Regions from separate parts of the Mus musculus genome. Here regions 2 and 3 are each linked to region 1. The links are chromatin loops, found by intact Hi-C in ENCODE. Cell type or tissue: heart. All regions are shown on one strand. Each heading gives the region's core, and the rest is flanking DNA. Links, peaks and the distances in the headings are about the cores only.

Region 1 (6,401 bases), core at 1,258-6,257:
CTGCCCCCCAAGTCTCTAGAACTTTGTTCCCTAAATGTTCCAAGGCATCTTATACACAGGGGACCCACAGGGCATATTAAACCCCTGGGGGTGGGGGAGGGATGCAACCCTCAGTAGTACCTGGGGCCCATCGGCTCGCCCAGGATGGATCATCTTCACCACTGGCCATTCTTTGGATGGCCCTGTGAGGATGCCATGCCTACGTTCTTGGGGTTTGCTGAGATAAAAGGCAAGGGCCTCAACAACAACAACAACAACAAGAGAAAAACAACAAGAAACAAACAAACAACAACAGAACAGCATTTGAAACAGGGAATGAGGGTGAAGAGATCCAATGTGACCCAGGGTTTGCGAGTTCACAAATATTTGAAGGGTATGCAGCCCACCATGGCGATATGGTCACAAAGGACATCTTAGAAAGCAGGTATGTCGTCAAGTGGCTACTAAGCATGTTCACCATGGACACACTGAGGACTCTGGGTCTAAACTACATAGATACTGTTAGGTAGTTAAGTCTAAGGATATCATTTAAAATTTAATCACAGAAAGACTTAGGGGCCAACAACCCAGGTACTTCTGATCTGGGAGAAAATGAGCTCAACTCTCCTCAAGACATACTCCATCCCAAAGTGAGAGTGGGGGCTAGATGATTATACTGGGAGCATCACACAGGATGGCCAGATACAGTCTTGAACCAGTGACTGAAGGACTTACTTCACCCTCCCACCAGCCAATGAAGGACTTATTTCACCCTCCCACAAGCCCATGAAGGACTTATTTCACCCTCCCACTAGCCCATCAAGGACTTATTTCACCCTCCCACCAGCCCATGAAGGACTTATTTCACCCTCCCACCAGCCCTTTTGCCTTGAGTGCAGACTGTTCTGGCACAATTAGTAGTTTCTTAGTAGTCAGCATGCTTCTCCTGTGGGCATAGTGGGAGGCAAGACAGCTACAAGTATTGGAACCACCCACTACCCCTAGTGGGAAGATGAGCTGCAGACCCCTGTGATCAGGGGCTGCCAGAAGCTGAGAGCTCATCTGGTCAGCATGGAGTGTGTCTCTTTGGTAGAGAGCTCTATAGCTGTGGGGCCTCCATCTACAAGGTCTAACTGGGACCCAGTCTTGCCTCGCTGCAGTAGGGATCTGGCAAGAACACATACCAAACGGTCACCTTGAGGAACAGTCACAGCCACACTCTGCATAATGGCCCTGAAGTCAGGACTCCAGAATGTACAGGCAGGACGTTCAAGACAGGAAGGATGGCAGGGACTGTGGGGTAGCGAAGGCATCGGGGAAAAGACATGGGGTTGAGGCGGCTTCCAGGAGGTGAACAGTGGGAGGAGACTCAGAAAAAGCTCGCCCTGGTCCCAGGCTCTGGAAACTCCTTCCTCTAGACCTACTGGCCCATGCTCAGCGGGCAGTGCTGGTCCAAGGGCAGGCCTCAGTCACTGGAACTGGACACTTAATGCCTCACTATTCAGATGAAGCTGTCACGGTATCAGCTGTGAAGGGCCCAGCCTGGCCTCGGCCTGACATTTATAGTCACAGTATAATCTCTTATCATATCCAAGGCAACTACAACCATGTCACAAGAAAAAAAAAAATGCCTGGAGAAATCGGACCAAGGGGCAGCTCAGGCTGCCAGAGTCCATCAAAATCGCTATTTGCAAGATTCTCCGCCAGCTCTACTCAATGTGTTGCCACCCGAAGTGCTAAATCCCCAGCGTAGTAATAGAAAGAGTATTCATAGGCACTCTCGGCTTCCAGTAAGATGTAGGAACTTAGCTCACATCTTTGAAAGTATATAAATAGCCTCAGCAAAGGAGCTGGGACGCGCTTCTTAGTAAATACAGCTGACCCATTTTCCAGTCTTCACCAGGAATGGAGAGACTGTTACACGGAGAGTACAGGACAATCTAAATATATACTTCCTGCTCACAGGGCCAAGAGCAGAAAAGCAGAGTCGATGCTCTGTGAGTAAGGGGGGAAAGCTAGGCAGGGGAGGGGTGGCTGTGGTCACCTCTGTATGCACAGTCGCCAAGTGGATGGAGCTGAACTCTATCTAATGCCTGCTTGGGGCAAAGCGGGCCACGTGGACCCTGGTCTCTGCAGGCCATTCATTCCTCAGGATCACCTAGCCAGCCTCTCTCACAAGCCCCTCCTTGCCACTGATTTTTTTGTTCATTGGCCTCTCTGTGCCTTTGTCTCCCGTGGCTCTCCTTCAAAGCCATGATGGCTCCTCCTTTTGTCACCGCAGACTTAAGAACAGTGCTTGGCCGGGGACAGGCACACAGTAAATATCTATCCGACGACTGAGTGGCCTGGCTTGTTACTGGCTCCAGGTAAGCTTCTGTTGGCTTGTCACCAACCAACCCAGGTGGCCCTTCAGTGTAGGGAGCTATCGGCCGGCCTGGAGAGAGCGGAGCATTTCCGATGCATTGCATACCATTCTTCTGGCAAGAGCTGTAATATTAAATAATTCACTAAACCCGGCAGACTTAGGGGATTCAGAAGGAAAACTGCCCCAGTGATTGCATGGGAGGCAAGCAGGAGTGTGCCTGGCTTGGTCGCTACCCACAAATGGATGAGAGGAGCTGAGCAGCCAATCGTACCCCTGCTCCCAATTGTCTAACCAGAGATGGCTGTCATGTGCTGGCCAGAGCTACTGACAAGTCTGCCCTCCCAGGTCGCTGCAGAAAAGCAGCAGGTGAGCTGGATGGGCCAAATAGAGGGAAGGGCATCTGGGCTGGTGAGCCAGGCTTTCCAAGGCTCGGTCTGAGGGACGGCAACAGCTGGGGAAACCTGGGTCAAAGAGCAGACAGACAGCAGTGAGGGCTGCCAACCGAGGCGAAGGAAGTAGCCATGAGTGGTTCCCTCGGGGCCTGGCCAGGTGCTGCCTGCCAGAGGGGGCTATCTTCCCTTCCCTGGGAATCAGAACCAGAAATCTCCAGCACATGTCAGTCCTTAGCACTGAACAGCCAGCTCATGTGGAGGAGAGGCTGAGAAAGGGCCTGTTCAGCCCTTCCTGCCTGCCTCAGGTCCCATGTGACGTCAGCAGGTCACATCCTGGAGAAACAGTCTTCTTTAAAGAAGGTGCTCTGTACAGGTTGAAGAGTGCTGCTTTACAGCAGCAAGTGCCTGCCATCCTGGGATTTTTTCATCTGTTTCTGGAGTCTGCTCTTTTATTGGTTATTTCTCTAACTTGACTTTAATTCATAGTCTCCGTTATGATCATAAAAGACTTTAATTGATACTTATTTGATGGAATCTACCTTATTCATGAAATTTATTACTTCATCCAAGTACAAGCAGGAACTAGAAAGTGGAGTTTGCTACGGTCGCCGTGAGCGCGCCGCGCCTACCAGAGGGAAGAGGGAGCCGCTCCAGCAGTGTCCTTCCTGGAACTCTTAGGAAATGGGGGCAGGGCTCCAGGACTCCAGTGCTCCAAATTAAAACCTAGCCTCCCAGGGGAGCCTCAGCCTTGGCCTACTGGTTGCAAACATAGGATGGTTTTAAAACAAGTCTGCCCAGCCTCCGGCCAAGAAGTGGTGTCTGGTTCCCTCCTCATGAGCAGGCTGGCCTTAATGGCTTGCTTGTACCTAAGAGCCTAAAGCAGAAGTGACTTGCTAGGCTGCTCTGTCAAAGGCCAAGGTCTCCGTGCATCTGGATCCAATGTGAGAATTCATGACCCTGAAACCATCATGCCAAAGGGTTACACAGAAGGAGGGGTCCCCCAAATGTCTGCATCTCCCCCAGACTCTCAGAAGGATTTGGGGGTGCTTGTTCCAGAACTGAAAGAGTCGGCAGTCGTAATAAATGACTGCTGTCTTGCACTGACTGCCCTGTCGGGAGTAATTTGTTACAAAGCCAAGAACAACCGGAACAGACAAGCCTCAGGAACCCCAGGCCCCGTCCAGTCCCTGTCCCTCTGTTCCTCCACTTGCTTTTCTGAAACAGGAGGACTGAGGGCCAGGTAAAGGTTCTTGCCAGTGTTTGGCAAAATGAGAAGAATTTTAAAAGGGGAGTGGGAGAAGTCAGCTGAATGCACCCCACTGGAGCACGCTTCGTCTCCAAGGCACGCCCTGCCTGTTGTTGGTGTACCTTTTATGAGAGGATGGTAACTCTGTGGGAACTGGCTTTTAACTGCCTCACTGGGTCAAATTTGAGAGTTGGCCATCCCGTATCACAAATGTGTATAGGATTTGACCAGTTTGTGACATCCTGAGTAGCTGTCACTTGGACATTTGACAGACCATCATTCACGAAATATCTTCATTAAAGGAGCCTCTTCTTCCACCCAAGGTACTGATGAAACCCCACCCCAGCCTATCAGCTCAGGTGCTTGGCACTGCTTTAAAACAATTCTAGATCTCCGAGGAGACTGAGAGGCTACGGCCCCAACAAGAAGCCAGCACCCGACCCACCAATGCAGGGCAGTGCATTGCACAGAGACACAGTGAAACCTCAGGGAAAAGGTGTCAGCAGATGCAGTTTCCAAAAACAGTGTTTTCGGGTCACAGAGCAGAAATCCGCCAGCCAGAAAGCACTGCAGCTTAATTCCTAAAATGGTAAAGAGGCAGAAAGGTTCAGGCTTCAGCCCCTGGCTTGCTATGTCCCCCTGGTTGCTCTGTAGCCTGGGGCAGCTTTACAGGAGCCACATCCTAGGATCTGAAGTAGTGAGCACCCAACACCACTGGGCCAGGGCCAGACAAGCTGACCTTCCTAGTTGGAAGCCAGGAGAGGGGGCAAGTGTCTGTGTCCACAGGACATCCCACAGGGACACCAAGGAGGGGCTTCCATGCTGCGCTTCCCACGGTATTGCCTCCCTAGCTCTGTAGCCAACTGTGGGGAGGCAGAGATGAACCGTGTGTGTGTGTGTGTGTGTGTGTGTGTGTGTGTGTGTGTGTGTGTGTGTGTGGCTTCCTCGGATGAGGCTGTGGGTAGGCCAGGCCAGTGCTGATGGTTTCCAGACAGTGGATAAACAACATTTTGAAGCCACAATATTTCTCAAGCACAAATAGTACAGTAAAATGGAGACATTTATATGCAATTGGGAGACATTTATCCTGTGACAACATTCTATTCCAATGACTTTTCTATTACCACCAATGATTAATGATGTAAATTCTGTCACTTGAGATGATGGATGCAGGGCAACTGAGGGGCCTTTGCATAGATTACCCAAACTCTGTCTTCTTATTGGCTCTCAGGACAAATGTGGTCTGTGCTTCAAAAAATAGTCTTCTTCTTCAGTCCTCTCCTGAAGCAGCTGGCTCAGGATTTGGGGAGAGGTTCTTCCTCTCATACGTTTGCCTGTTCGGTGTTAGGGCTGCTGACGTAATCCATTTAAGAATAGTTACCTAATTCTTCCAAAACAGGAGCTGGGGAAGCTGTCCTAGGCATTGCCTCAGAAGTTAAAGAAACACATTCAGGGTCTTGGGGTTGCTGGGCGCAACCCAGCCTGCCAGATCGCAAAGAAGCCGATACCCCTGACCTTGTCACATGATCCTGTTACCCGGTGTCTTCCCCATGACCTGCCCACAGGGAGCCCATGGCAGGGGTCGGGGGTGGGGTGGGGTGAGGTATTCATGGCAGAGATACCCCTGGCAGCCTTCCTAGTACTTCACTGTGGTTCTGCCTCCGCTTTTGTAAAGCCCTGTGCCATTATGAACTCTGGCTAGGGGGCCTCCAGCTGAAGTCACTGTCCTCCCTCTGGGGCCCAGCCAGCCAGCCAGGCCTAAGACTGAGGATTATCCCTGCATGGCTCTTGGCCTCAACCTCAGTGACAGATGACTATGTCCTCAAGGTTCCTTTTCTTAACAAGTGACTCTGTCATTTCTGTCTGGATCCACACTCTTACCACTGTGGCCTGGATTGAGGACTGCGCGTCTCTGGCCTCACCGTTCTCCTGGCTCAGATCTTGCTGACCTGGATGTCCCCTCTGAGCCAGGAGACATCACCTCATCTGGGCCTTTCCATTGCAGCCTGGGCATCACCAACACCCACAACCCCCTTCATGCCACCCTCAGGATTTCTCCACCCTCCTAAACACATCGCGTCCCACGATGCCTGCCACACCTCATGAACCTGCTTTTGCTCCCTGCCTGGGACGGTCTTCTTGCTCTGCTCAGAACAAGTCTCCTGGGAAGGCCACATGGGCCTCTGCCTTCCCTGAGAGCAACCCCACGGTTCCTGCTGGTCACATCCACCTTGTCGCCTTTGAGGGAGAGCCAGATACTCTCTCATCAGCACAACGGGCACACAACTAAGCCGACTTCTCTCCTGCAGGTCCAGCGGTTTCTCCTTGACCCGCATAAGGATCTCCATGATGTCCTGAGGCCTGGAACTAAGGCTAGTTCACTCTGCACTCCCAAGGGTGTCTTCCACAGAGCGTAGGT
Region 2 (6,310 bases), core at 1,311-6,310, 120 kb before region 1:
CTGCTGCGGGGTCTCCAGGCAAAGGCTTCTGGAAGCTGGATCCATCTCATGCAGGTAGCAAAAGCAAAGGTGAGACTCTCCATCCCTCCCCAAGGAAGCCCGTGCTTGGGCCAGAAGTACAAGGCGGTGGTAATGCACCCTAGGTCGATTCCCAGAAAAAGAAATCCCTGAAACCTCGTCGCTTACAAATTTCATCAATAATTAAAGAAGGTTTGTTTTACTCTTAACTATGTATATATAGGAGGGGTGTGTGCACATGGGTTTGTGCACATGTGTACACAGATGCCCACAGAGTCCAGATGAGAGCACCAGATGCCCTGGAGCTGGAGTTACAGCCGCCAAACTTAATACAATTTAAAATATAAATCTTGTTAAAACTCTACTGATTCATCATCTCAACAGCAAAAGTGGCATTTAAACTACAAAGAAGTCCCCGGTGTATTAAAAAGCTACTGAGAATATTTAAGCCATTCTTTTAAAGGAGCAAGGCAGTGGGCTTGCACATGCGGGATGTTTAAGGGTTTTTTGTGTGTGTGTACATGTACACTCGTGCATGTGTGTGAATGACACATCTGCAGGGGCTGGCAGATAGTGTTGGAGCCTCTGAACTGGAGTGACAGGCAGATGTGGGCTGCCCAGTGTGAGTGCTGGGAAACAAGCCCAGGTCCTGGTACAGCAAGTGTCCTTAACCGCTGAGTGCCTCCCCCTGAAGTGGTTTCATCACATCTAGAAACTGGACAAACTGTCAGCTTGGAACATACTCGTTTCTGTCTTTTCCTTTTCCACTGCACCATGAAAGTCCTTCATCTTAACTATAAGTTAGGATTAATACAGCCCACCTTTCTACAAGTCCAGACTTGATATTACTGGATATTTAAGGTGAAGCTCAGTGGTTGATCACTTGCCTACACACATGAGGCCTTAGGTTCAAATCCAACCAGAAAGAAAAAGGAGGGGGGAAGGGAGGAGGGAAGGGGGAGAGAGAGAGAGAGAGACAGAGAGAGAGAGAAAGGCTTCTTGCAACTAACTCTTAATTAATTCCATTGACAGGAAAACTTCTAAGGCGAAGAGAATAGCTCAGTGGTAGAGCATTTGTCTAGAATGCATAAGACCCTGGGTTCAATCCCCAGTACTAACTCTTGATTGTATTTTAGTTTTCAGGGTTTCCTGCTGTGACCTCCCTCACTCTAGATATCACGCTGTATCCCAGTATCTTCTCTTACCTTAGAGTGACCCCCCTTTCTCTGCTACACTCAAAAACTCCTTGTCACAATAATTAATCAGTTCTATTCCTCGAGCAATTATATTCAAATTATCTTCGCCCATGGCTCTGAGTTCCGTCCACCAAGAGAGCACATCTTGATTCCCACTTAGACAGGAAGTCCTCATCCGGTTCTGCCTCCTGGCTTCCTGTGTACCGTGTTCCAGGCCCACAGAAAAGGTGCACAATTATGACCCAGAGTTGTCCCTGCTCTTAGGATGGCCAGCTTGTGAGAATTCACCACTGGTTAAATAGTGCAGGCCGAGCCAAGGAGACCTAGCTCCCAACTGCCTTTGCCTACATTGAGCCTCTTAGGACATGGAGCACTGCCCAAAGCCACAGTGTTCCTCTGTTAGTGTCCTGGGCATGGCTATGCTGTCTCTGAGAAGGCAGTATTGAATCCTTGCCCCGCTCCCGCTCCCCCCTGACTGGTCTGGAGACTCCCCTCCAATCTTAGGGGTCACAGGGCACAGCTCCGATGTCAGCTCATTCCGTGCACAGGTATCAGGATCTGCAAATGTGTCTGACACAGCTGCCCTTGCCACTTTCCTGGTCTCGCTGATAGGAGATGGCCACTTGAAGCTGATCTTTCAACAAGGACGTCCCCAAGTACGTCTGAAGCCTTCACAGAAGGGCAGCTACTTCAAGTCCTAAATCTCTTCTTTGTCAAGGAAAACTAGAACAAGCCACCTGGCGATAGAAACACTGGATTTTGTGCAGAGTGACAAGAGCTCTGCAGCCAGGGAGGCCGGGGACATGGCTAGATGGCACTTGAGCAGATCTCCTGCTGGGCTGACACCTCACTATCGCAGAACAAGTGGAGGCTCTGGACTTAACAAGGGCTTTGCTATCTAATCCTCATGATCTGTCCTGGAGAGCAGCAATAAGAAACCTAGGGAGCAGAGAAAAGAAGCTGCAGAGAGATCTGAGACAGGAGGCCTCTCTGGAGACACAGACCCACTGGAAAAAAATGATGCTCCTAGCATCATTTTTGTGCCCCAGGACCCCTAACCAAAGGGCATGGAGTGGAAGTAAGAAGGATACAGTGACAGAGGGTGGGTGCTACATAGCAATAGCCTTCAAATGGAGCCAGCAACATTCTCTCCTGGAGTCAAGGGGGAGGCGTGTAAGTCTCAGAAAGCACTTGTCATGGTTTGAATATGCTTGGCCCAGGGAATGGCACTATTGTGGAGGTGTGGCCTTGTTGGAGTAGGTATGTCACTGTGTGTGTGTGTGTGTGTGTGTGTGTGTGTGTGTGTGTGTGTGTGTGTGTGTATGTGCTTTAAGACCCTCATCCTAGCTGCCTGGAAGACAGTATTCTGCTAGCAGCCTTCAGATGAAGATGTAGAACTCTCAGCTCTGTCTTCACCATACCTGCCTAGATGCTGCCATGCTCCCACCTTGATGATAACAGACTGAACCTCTGAACTTGTAAGCCAGCCCCAATTAAATGTTATTCTTCTAAGACTTGCCTCGGTCATGGTGTCTGTTCGCAGGAGTAAAACCCTCACTAAGACAGTACTCAAAACTAACAAGGTTCAGGATAAACTAAGGATTCAGGAAACTCCTGAGAGTTACCAGACTCACAAGGCCTGTCGCCAAGGTTACATAAGCAGTAACAGTCAAGGGGAGAGGAGACTCAAAGACAGCAGCTGTCACGCAGCCTCCATACACTCCCTGGCTCACTAAGTTGGACTGGAGTGGAATCATTCCTTTGGTCTACAGTTGGAGCTGTATCTGGGGTAAAGAGACATTCGATCACGTCTCCCCAGGGAGAAAAAAGAGTCAGGCAGCATCATAGAGGGGGAAAGGGAAAAACGGGTGGCGAGAATCTGCATAGGAGGTGGACACCATCTTTCAAGGCTGTGAGGAGCCAGCTGTCCCACACAGGATCCCTTGTCCCTCCTGCAGCTTTAGACATTCAGTCCTGACTTCATGTTCGGCCTTCTCTGTGGTTTAGCTGCGTCATGCTGAAGGGAAAACACAGACCACCCACCCCAAACATGCCTTGTTCACCATGCAGCTTGTGGCTGTAATCCGGACTGTCTCCTCTCTCGTCTCAGTGATAACAAACAGAGTATTTGCTTCTTTCCGGTGCTACATACACTGCATGTTTCAGGGGAGGGACCTGCTCCTTGTGGATGTTCAAGGGTTCCAGCTGATACGGCTCTAGGAAGACACATTGTAAACCCTGGGGCTCCAGTTCTATATGTATTGACCCAAGGAAGATACATTGTAAACGCTGATGCTGGCTATCCCAGCTCCTGCTGAGTCACTCGCCCCTCAACCCCAATTTCAGAGGGGTCAGGGAGGCACAGTTCCCTCCCGGTGATCAAAAGCAGGAACAGAGATGGGCAGGACTCCAGGACAACCATGTCACATTAGGCTCTATCCTAAGTCTGGAAGAGAGACACTCCTTATATATTTTTAGATGCAGAAATCAAGGCTCAGGGGCATTAAATGCATGTATCAAAGGCAGTGGTCCAAGAAGCAAGGAGCACAGCACTCAGAATGGGACAAATCTCTCCGTCCCACACTCTCTCCCCAGAGCAATGAGTCACTTCCTCCTCTCTCCCGCCAGACCCTGATTCTTCAAAGGATCCAGAGGCTTCTCGGTCTAGCCAGCAGAGTCAGGTGCTCAAAGCTGTCTGCAGAGTGAGTGTGTCAATTCTACCCTGGGGACACATGAGTCAGGACGGGATGTTTCAGCCTTTCTCCGTCAGCATAGAGCTCTGCCAATACCAGAGTCAGAACCACGGACACCCCTGGGATCTGCTGGCCAGAGAACCTGGGGTCCACTTGGGGGGCTCTCTGGGGATATAGGATGATCTTAAGTCTCATCTTGCTTCTGCTCTGGAATGTGCTCAGTTGCAAACAAGCCAGCCAGAAGGATCTGGAACGTTGTAAACAAATGTCCTCCAGGTTTTTCATCAGTGCGGCTTAACCACACTGCCCGGGAGCTTATTAAATAAAGTAAATTAGGTCTCAATTATTTGCTTGCACACCAGGCAGGAAAAAATGAAATTTTCAATTTAAAAGTAATATTGCTATTAATATGCAGGAGCGGGTCTGAAATTGGACTTTCTGCTCCTTCCTGATGAGAGGGGTCAGGGGAGCTGAAAGGCTCTCGCAAAGCGGGGCTCCTCCCTTTCGCGTGCCCGCTGGAGCAGCCCCAGGTCTGTCAAGGGTAGGTAGCACATGGGAGGCTAGAGAAGCAGCTCTGAAAGGGACAGTATCATTAAACCACTTCATTTAATCCCCGGTGATTTTCCTTGGCTGTGACAACCTCATTGCTAGGCCCCCTGATTAACACGGCCTTTGTTATCAAAAAATCTAAACGAGTGCATTCCAGTGCCAGAATCTGCAGTTTTTCATGGAAACGGATCTAGAAAGGGGAAAGTGTGTGCTTAACACTTATCAGCCTCCCATTCAGAGAGCTGCTCCCCCCCCGGGCCATCTGCAGCACAGGAGAAATTCCGTCAACCACCCTTGATGATCTGGGCTCCACCTGAGCTTCGAGCTCTGGAAGCCAAGTCGGTATCTTGAATGGTCACCTTCAGATCCCTCCTTCTGGAAGCTGTTCTTCCTCAAGGGCTTTGATGGGTATATATCAAGTCTAATGAAATAGAAACAACCTTTCTAGGGTAGAGAGGGGTAAACATCTGGAAAGTGGCCTGGAAATTGCCTAATGATAAGCGGATGGGGAGCCAAGTAAAGGGTGGTGGCTGGCTGGTTCCATTCTAGCAGAGGACAGGATAAGCAAGCAAGATGCTTCAAGCCACTGACAGGGAGGCAGAGCCAGGGACGGCCAGGGATCTTTGGGGACAGGCTGGTCAGCTCTGGATCTCTCAGTGGGGTGATTTCATCAAGCCACACTTAAATGCTCCAAACCTCTGCTGTACATTGAAACATGGGGCAAGCATTGGTACTGGACTCTTGTGGTTCTTCTGGAGATGACAACATTGGGCACATGAAGTATTGGTTTCTATGTGACACATGGGAGAAAGAAAGAGACTTGCCCATATGAAGGGCTGGCGTGGAGGACCACATTTTTCAGGGTCTCTGGGGAGACATTATCATCAATGAGAGTTTGTTTCCAGAGGATTCCAGTGTCAACACAGAAAACCTTTACATGGATGAGTGTGGGGAGGTTAGTGTGTGTGTGTGTGTGTGTGTGTGTGTGTGTGTGATATGTACGTGAACATGTGCTGTACCCATGTACATAATATTGAACCTGTGTGTGTCCTATGTGTATGTGTGTTTATGTGTGTATGTGTGTGCATGTATGTGTATGTGTGTCCATGTGTCTGAGTGTGTATGTGTGTGTATGTGTGTGTATGTGTGTGTCTGTGTGTATGTGAATATGTATGTGTGTGTATGTGTGTGTAGGTATGTGTGTGAGTGTGTGTGTGTGTGTGTGTGTGTGTGTGTGTGTGTGTGTGTGTGTGTGTAGGTGTAGGTCAGAGGACAACCTCCAGTGTTGTTCCTCACGAGTAGTCCCCTTGCTTTTTTGAGACAGGGTCTCTCTCACTGGGACAGGAGGCTCACCAGTGACCCTGTGTCCACATCTACAGCATGAGATTGTAAATGCACACAATGACTCCTGGCCTTTTTGTGTGGATGCTAGAGGTCAGACTCAGGTCCCCATGCGTGTGTGGTGAGTGTGCCAGCTGAGCCATCTCCCCAGCTGTTTCAGTGTGATGCTGGGCAGTGCCTTGTTCACGGTGCTAGGCAAACACCGAGCCTTTGCGCTGTTCACCCAGTCCTGCAGGCTTTCACCGAAATAGTGATGACGGTGGAAGGAGACATGGCAGACTGGTGGGAAGAGGGGAGGGAAGGGGGGAAGGAAAGAGGGAGGAGGGAGAGGAGGGGAGAGGGGAAGGAAAGAGGGAGGAGGGAGAGGAGGGGAGGGGGGAAGGAATGAGGGAAGAGGGAGGGGGACGGAGGGGGACGGGGGACACTGGAGAAAGGAAATGAGGAATGTTGAGAGGGAAGATGCCACCCCAGGTGGGCTCAAGAGGATGGTGACATGCTGGAATAAACTTCCTC
Region 3 (6,401 bases), core at 769-5,768, 92 kb before region 1:
CAAACATCTTACCTAACATTTACAAAAATACACGAACCCAAGTCGCAGCAAGCCATCCTTCAAACTCCTTGATATATGGCCAAGAAATAGCCTGTCATCAATATAGAGTCAGACCCAAGCCTTGGGCCTCCCTCGCACTGCTGGGGCTTCTGATTGAACCAAGCACTTTGCCTGGCTATTCTAAACACTGTGCTGCAACGATCATGGCTTTTGAAGCAAAGGGTGCTCATTCACATGCCAGACAAATCAAGGGAGAGTCCAGGATGAAACCCCATCCCTAATGATCTCTCTACATAGGTAGCCTACACAGTACTACCTACCGGACACCCAGGAGTCACCGAATACCCTTCTCCCTAGCCTCCCTCAATTACCAGCCAAATGACAAGAGAAGGGTTAGATTATAGAGAGCTTCTGAACACTGATGTCACAAGGCACACCGGAGATGAAGGGGCAGCTGCATGAACCTTGGAGAAGCCGGAGCAAACCGGTGCAGGTGACCTCAGCTCCAGGGGACATTGCTGATGGCTTCCTGTGACCACTGCACGCTACAGCCCGTGCATGCCTCAACAGTCTAAATGCGCAGAACCTTGCAGTTGGCTGGCCGCATGGCCTCAGCAGGTCACTTCATTTCCCCTCTGAGCCTCTGGGGACAAACCCAGGAGCTACTGCACGTGCAGGCCTGGCCGGTAGCTGCCACACCTCACCAGATGGCAGTCGATGTGGACAGTGTGGAGAGGACCCAGAATTAAACTGTCCCACACAGGGTCTCAGGCTCCCTCTGACCAGGAAGCAGAATGTGTGCCTTCCTGAAAGCTAAATACTGAAAACCATTTCTTGTAGCTTTTCTGCTCCAAATACCCGGGGTCACGCAGGCAGAAGTGACATATGGTAAAACATTGACATCTGAGGTGTGTTAGCTAAGTTGTGACCAGCAGTGGCCTCATTTTCCATTAACACAGAAGATACAATTCAAGAAACCCCCCCTGAATGGATATCTGAAGTGGAGGGTGGTGCTGAACCCTCACAGTGCTCTGTTAATTTGCTTAGATTAGACATACCAGCCTATGATATGGTTTAATCCGTAACTTAGACACAGGAATGGTCAATAACCAAAACCAAAAATGCATCATCCATGTGAGTGTGGTCCCAATTATCATATTGCCCCAGGCCTGCCCGTCTTGTGACGGTGTGAGGGGACTCTGTGCCTGTAGAGTGATGCAGGAGGTGATCTGTGATGAGCCATGTCTTAGTCCTGTGCCCTGGCTGTCTAGCATCATTGATAATGGGTAACCAAGGGTTGGGGGCATTGATGTCACACTCCTGTGACACTGTGGCCACGTTCAAGCCAGTCCATGCCTCCCTCTCCCCCTGATTTTCTTCCTCCAACTTCCTCGCCCTGCTCACTGGCCCACGAATAGTTTTCATTTGATTTTTTTAAGTTTCTTAGATCAGAGACTGGGGATAGATTTCAGTGGGCAAAGTGCTTGCTGTGTAAACAGGAGGATCCCAGAACCTCTGTAAAATCCTGGCAGGGCATAGCTGTGTCTATCGATTGTCCTGGGGCCAGAGAGGAACTCTATAAAGCCCTAGTCAGCAAGCCACAGCTGAATCAAACCGGCAAGCTCCAGGTTCGATGAGACTCAGTGTCTCTGAAAGAAAGAGTAGGAGAAACTAAGGAAGATATTCAACATCAACCTTTGGTATCCATGTACACATGAACAATGACACTCACACACTCTCTCTCTCTCACACACACACACGCAAACATTCACACTCTCACACACTCACAACACACTCACACACTGTCATACTCACACTTACACACAGACTCACCTACCATGCATGCACACTTACATATACTCACAAACTCACAACACATTCTTACACACTTACACACTCACATACACACTCACACTTACACACTTACCCACCACACATGCACACTCACACACATTCATTCACATATTCACACTCACATATATACTCGCACTTACTCACACCCACTCACCACACATGCACACTCACACAAACACACACATACATACTCTCACATACACACTCACACTCACACAGTCACACTTATACACTCACCCACACATACAAACCAGAGAAAGGAACAAGATAAATGAGGAGCGGAGTGAAAAGATGCTCCATCATAAACCAGAACTCTTTGGGGGACAGCTTGGTTTGGGGGTCTAGAGCAAAGGAAGCCAAGTGTTCATGTTCTTGTTTCCTGTCTTGAGGAAGTGTTCACAACCCTGGGGCACTGGTAAACCAGACCCCAGCTCAGGGCACCTCCGTTTATGCTACTGTTGGCCTACAGTTTATATGTCATTTCAAATACTGCCTCTTCTGCTGGGCTGGCAGGAGCCCTGCAATCCTATGTCCCTTCCTCATAACAAGCACTTGGTGAATTACAAGCACGGGCCTGGATCGCATCCCTAGTCCAAGTGACATCCTCTGGCAAGTTCTGCTGGCCACGGAGCATGCTGTTGTTCTGAGGGAACCTTTTTAAATGTCACCAACACACCTTTACAGATGCTGAGCAGATGACCAGCAAAGGCATGGGCATAAAGATGGTTCTAGAAGATTCTCGGTGTCAACTTCCCTACTGGGGTCCCGGAGTCAGGGGGAGACTGGGTTGAAGATACAAGAGATAGCACATGGATGGCACCAATACCACCACCTCAAAGCACACAGGAGTCTGCCCCACCTACCACGCTCCACCTACCACAATGCCCTCGCCAGAAAGGAAGAGCGAGGGTGGGGGCGGGGGGCATCATAGGAAGAGTCCCTCTATACTCAGGGGTTACCACTGATCTTCACTGTCTGGGGATATTCCAGGTACAATGTGGCCTTCCTGGGACTCACATTAGAGTCCCCAGGCAGCTCCTGCAGCTGGCCTTACCAACAGAAACAGGAAGCCAGGCCAAAGCCTGGGCTGGGCTCTTCCAGGCCGGGAGCTCTAACAGCTGTGAAGGGAATTATGTTCATTATGTTAATGGAGACAAAAGGACCCGCTGCAATTGTGAACTTGGGACCATTCGCTGGGCTCGGGGTCCTGGACTGAAAAACAGAGGAAGGAAAGTGAGCATCCAAAAGCACAGATTCCTCACTCCCGTGCTACATGGCCGGCTCCTTCGAGCTTATGCCGTAGTGGCTTCCCTGCCGTGAGGCACTGTAACCGAGACCTGTGAGCCAAAATAAATCATTTCCCCCTTAAACTGCTTCTGTCAGAGTGTTTTATCACAGCAACCGGCAGAGAAACTAAGACAGATGGTTTGACCCCAACACAGGGAGCACACCTGCAGGGGGGACCTCAGCTGTGGGGCAGAGAGGCACCCTAATTCTGGGGAGATTCCTACCACGTGGCTTTTCTTGGCACTCTCCCTGGCCTAGCTGAATCTGTGGCTTAAGTCTGGCAGGGCACAGTAGAGGAAGGACAGGAAGCCTGCAACAGCGCCATGGAGTTCTCTAGAATTTATGTAGTCTCTACCTGTGCTTTCTGCAATAACAAAGATAGCAGGGTGTGTCCTCTCAGGGTGAGCCCAGTGAGATGCCCTACACCAGAAGCACTGAGACCAGCCCTTCAGGGCTACTCAATCTGGACTGTAGCAGGGTCTCCATCTGAAAACTTCACTGTAGCGTCCAGCCAAGCCAGCCTGAGACCACAAGAACACCTGCTCAGAAGACACCTTCTGACCTATCAGTGGCGAGTGAGTCCACAACTCTTCCAACTCCTGAGTGACCTGGGAAGGTCTCTTCACCAGCTGGAGCCCAGGATGTCAGACAGTCGGGTATCTGCAGACAGGACACCTCTGAGGATAAAAAAGGCCTTTCTTGCAAGCACCCTCCATGAAAGAAGATCTGAGATCATCCAGCAGAAAGCCTTGGAGGCTGGGGCCTCAGGAGGGCTTAGTTTGTTACTGTCACCCACGAGTCCCACCCGCCCCCCACCTCTGCCGAGGCAGGCAGCCATCACAGGTAGAAAACAGCCACTTCTGTGCACACAGTCAGTCCAAAAAGGACCACCTGCAGGATGCCACCCTAAACCTGGAGACCCCAGTAATGGAGGCAGGAGGAAAAGGAGACACATGAAAGTGAGGCGGAGTTGAAGGGACACGTACCAGATCATCTCTCTCCAGCTAAAGACACGATGAAGACATGGGGTGGGGGGCTACTCATTTCCTCCAAACATTCAAGGCTCAACAGAGACTAGCACACAATAGGTCAAGCAGATGCCTGCCTAAGGAGTGTTCTGATTATGAGTGGGCAGATAGATGGGGAGAGAGAGAGATGAGTATGTGAATGTGTGAGTGTGTGAGTGTACGTGTGTATGTGAGCATGTGTGTACACAGGTATGTGTGCGTGTGAGTTTGTGCATGTGTGTCTGTGTATGTGTATGCATGTGTGTGCACCCATGTGTGCATGCATGTGTACCTGAGTGTCCATGTGCACACAGGTGCCAGTGAGTGTGCTTGAGCATTTTACAGTGAGGTCTGCACTTTCAAGGGTCTCTCACTGTCCACCTTGTTATCTGGGGCAGGGTCTCTCACTGATTCAGCTGGTGTGGCCAGCCAGTGAACTCCAACACTCTCCCCTCCATCTTCCAGAAATGGACTTTCAGGTGGCGTGCAGCTACATCTGTTCACATTTGGGCTGGGGAACCAAACACAAGTCTTCATGAACATACACCAGGCACTTTACCAACTGAGCCGAACTTCCCAGCCCGCAAGTGTCAGTTCTACAAAAGTAGCTCATTCAAAAATAGTCTGCACGTGAGTATGTGATCAACGTGTCAATATACTCCGGCACGTAACACACATGCATACCACACACAGAATTCTCCAGGCACATGTCACACATGCATACCACACACAGAATTCTCCAGGCATATGTCACACATGCATACCACACACAGAATTCTCCAGGCACATGTCACACATACATATTGCACATAAAATTCCTATGGCCTTTTCATTGCCTAAAAATGTGTGCCAAATTCACATGAGAGACTACATAGGAAAAACAACAACGTAAGCAAAGTCACATGGCTAGAGCCAGCACAGCAGGATCCCAACCCAAAGGGTCAGAGCGTCCAGTCTGGAGCCTGCTTCATTCCAGCTCCATTTCTGAGGCCCACAGGAATGGAACACCACAGACCAAGCCTGCTGAGCCCTCACAGGACTGAGGCCTTTCCTTCAGCTCTTGAGTGAGTTACTGATGGCTACCTACAGTCAGGCATAAAAAAGGGGAACCTGGGGCGGGGAGAGCTCAGCACTTAGAGCGAGTGCTTCTTATCCGGGCCTGAGTTCAGTTCCCAGCACCCACCCAGGCAGCTTAACCACTTGTAAATTAAGCTCTAGGGAGTCCAACACCCTCTTCTGGCCTCCCTGGGCCCTGCATTTACACACACACACACACACACACACACACACACATACACATAATGTGTAATTTAAAATACATCTTGAAAAAGAGATGGGAGCAGCACATAGAGAAGCTGCAGGTCAGAGAGAGACCGACCCTGCGTCATAGATAAGTAAATGTATGTATGTGTGCATGTATGTGATGTATGTATGTGTGCATGTATGTGGATGCCACCTAAAGAATGACCCTCAAAGTTGTTCTGTGGCCTCTACAAATACACACTACATACACATCACACACTCTGCACAGATGACATATACATGCAAACACACATATACACACCTAAACACACACATGTATGCAGATATATATATGCACATAAACACACATACATGCTCATACATGCATACAGATATGAGTAGACACACATACAAACATTGAAAAGTGTCATATATACATACATACATATATACATACACACATACATACATGCACACAGAGAATTTTGAGAAGTGTCAATAGTCCATGCACTCAGATGAAACGTGCAGAAGGTGGCAGTAACCCCCACCCCTGATGGCAGCTGGTGATGCCCTGAGGGCAGACAATGGACCTGGGACATAGCAACAGCTGGGTGATCCAGGGGAAGGAAAGGCACTCCCCCAGGCACAGGGTGGTGTCTTAGGGTTACCAAGGCTGTGATGAAACACCATGACTAAAAGCAACTTGGGAAGGAAAGGGCTTATTCAGCTTACATGTCCACACCACCATTCATCATCGAAGAAGGTCAGGGCAGGAACTCAAGCAGGACAGGAACCTGGAGGTAGGAACTGATGCAGAGGCCATGGAAATGTGCTGCTGACTGGCTTGCTCCCCAGCCCAAGGATGGCACCACCCACCATGGACTGGGCCTTCCCCCATCAATCATTAATTAAGAAAATGCCTGAAAGCTGGATCCTGTGGAGGCATTGCCTCTACTGAGGTTTCTCCCTTCAGATACCTCTAGCTTACGTTTTAACTACCCAAGACAGTGG

The links. Peaks named below come from ENCODE experiments on the same cell type or tissue, not always from the same donor. Only the 100,000 strongest peaks of a DNase experiment are listed, where the experiment ranks them.
Region 2: it touches region 1 in a loop (2.0-fold over the local background); 2 of 42 quality-filtered maps call a loop at or near these places.
Region 3: it touches region 1 in a loop (2.2-fold over the local background); 2 of 42 quality-filtered maps call a loop at or near these places.

What each region holds. Positions count from the first base shown.
Region 1 is chr4:151,749,969-151,756,369 of GRCm38, forward strand. The region is part of intron 3 of Camta1 (calmodulin binding transcription activator 1); the gene reads right to left. Among named protein-coding and RNA genes, the nearest start is that of Gm52710, 17 kb to the left of the region's middle. In heart, for the core only: no CTCF peak of the experiment used is centred there; DNase peaks (open chromatin) are centred at 2,823 and 3,453; H3K27ac peaks cover 545 bases.
Region 2 is chr4:151,631,075-151,637,384 of GRCm38, forward strand. All of the region lies in intron 3 of Camta1 (calmodulin binding transcription activator 1), which reads right to left. Among named protein-coding and RNA genes, the nearest start is that of Gm52712, 7.5 kb to the right of the region's middle. In heart, for the core only: no CTCF peak of the experiment used is centred there; DNase peaks (open chromatin) are centred at 1,497 and 3,917; H3K27me3 peaks cover 735 bases.
Region 3 is chr4:151,658,752-151,665,152 of GRCm38, forward strand. The region is part of intron 3 of Camta1 (calmodulin binding transcription activator 1); the gene reads right to left. The region is part of intron 1 of Gm38442 (a long non-coding RNA gene); the gene reads right to left. Among named protein-coding and RNA genes, the nearest start is that of Gm52712, 20 kb to the left of the region's middle. In heart, for the core only: no CTCF peak of the experiment used is centred there; a DNase peak (open chromatin) is centred at 2,930.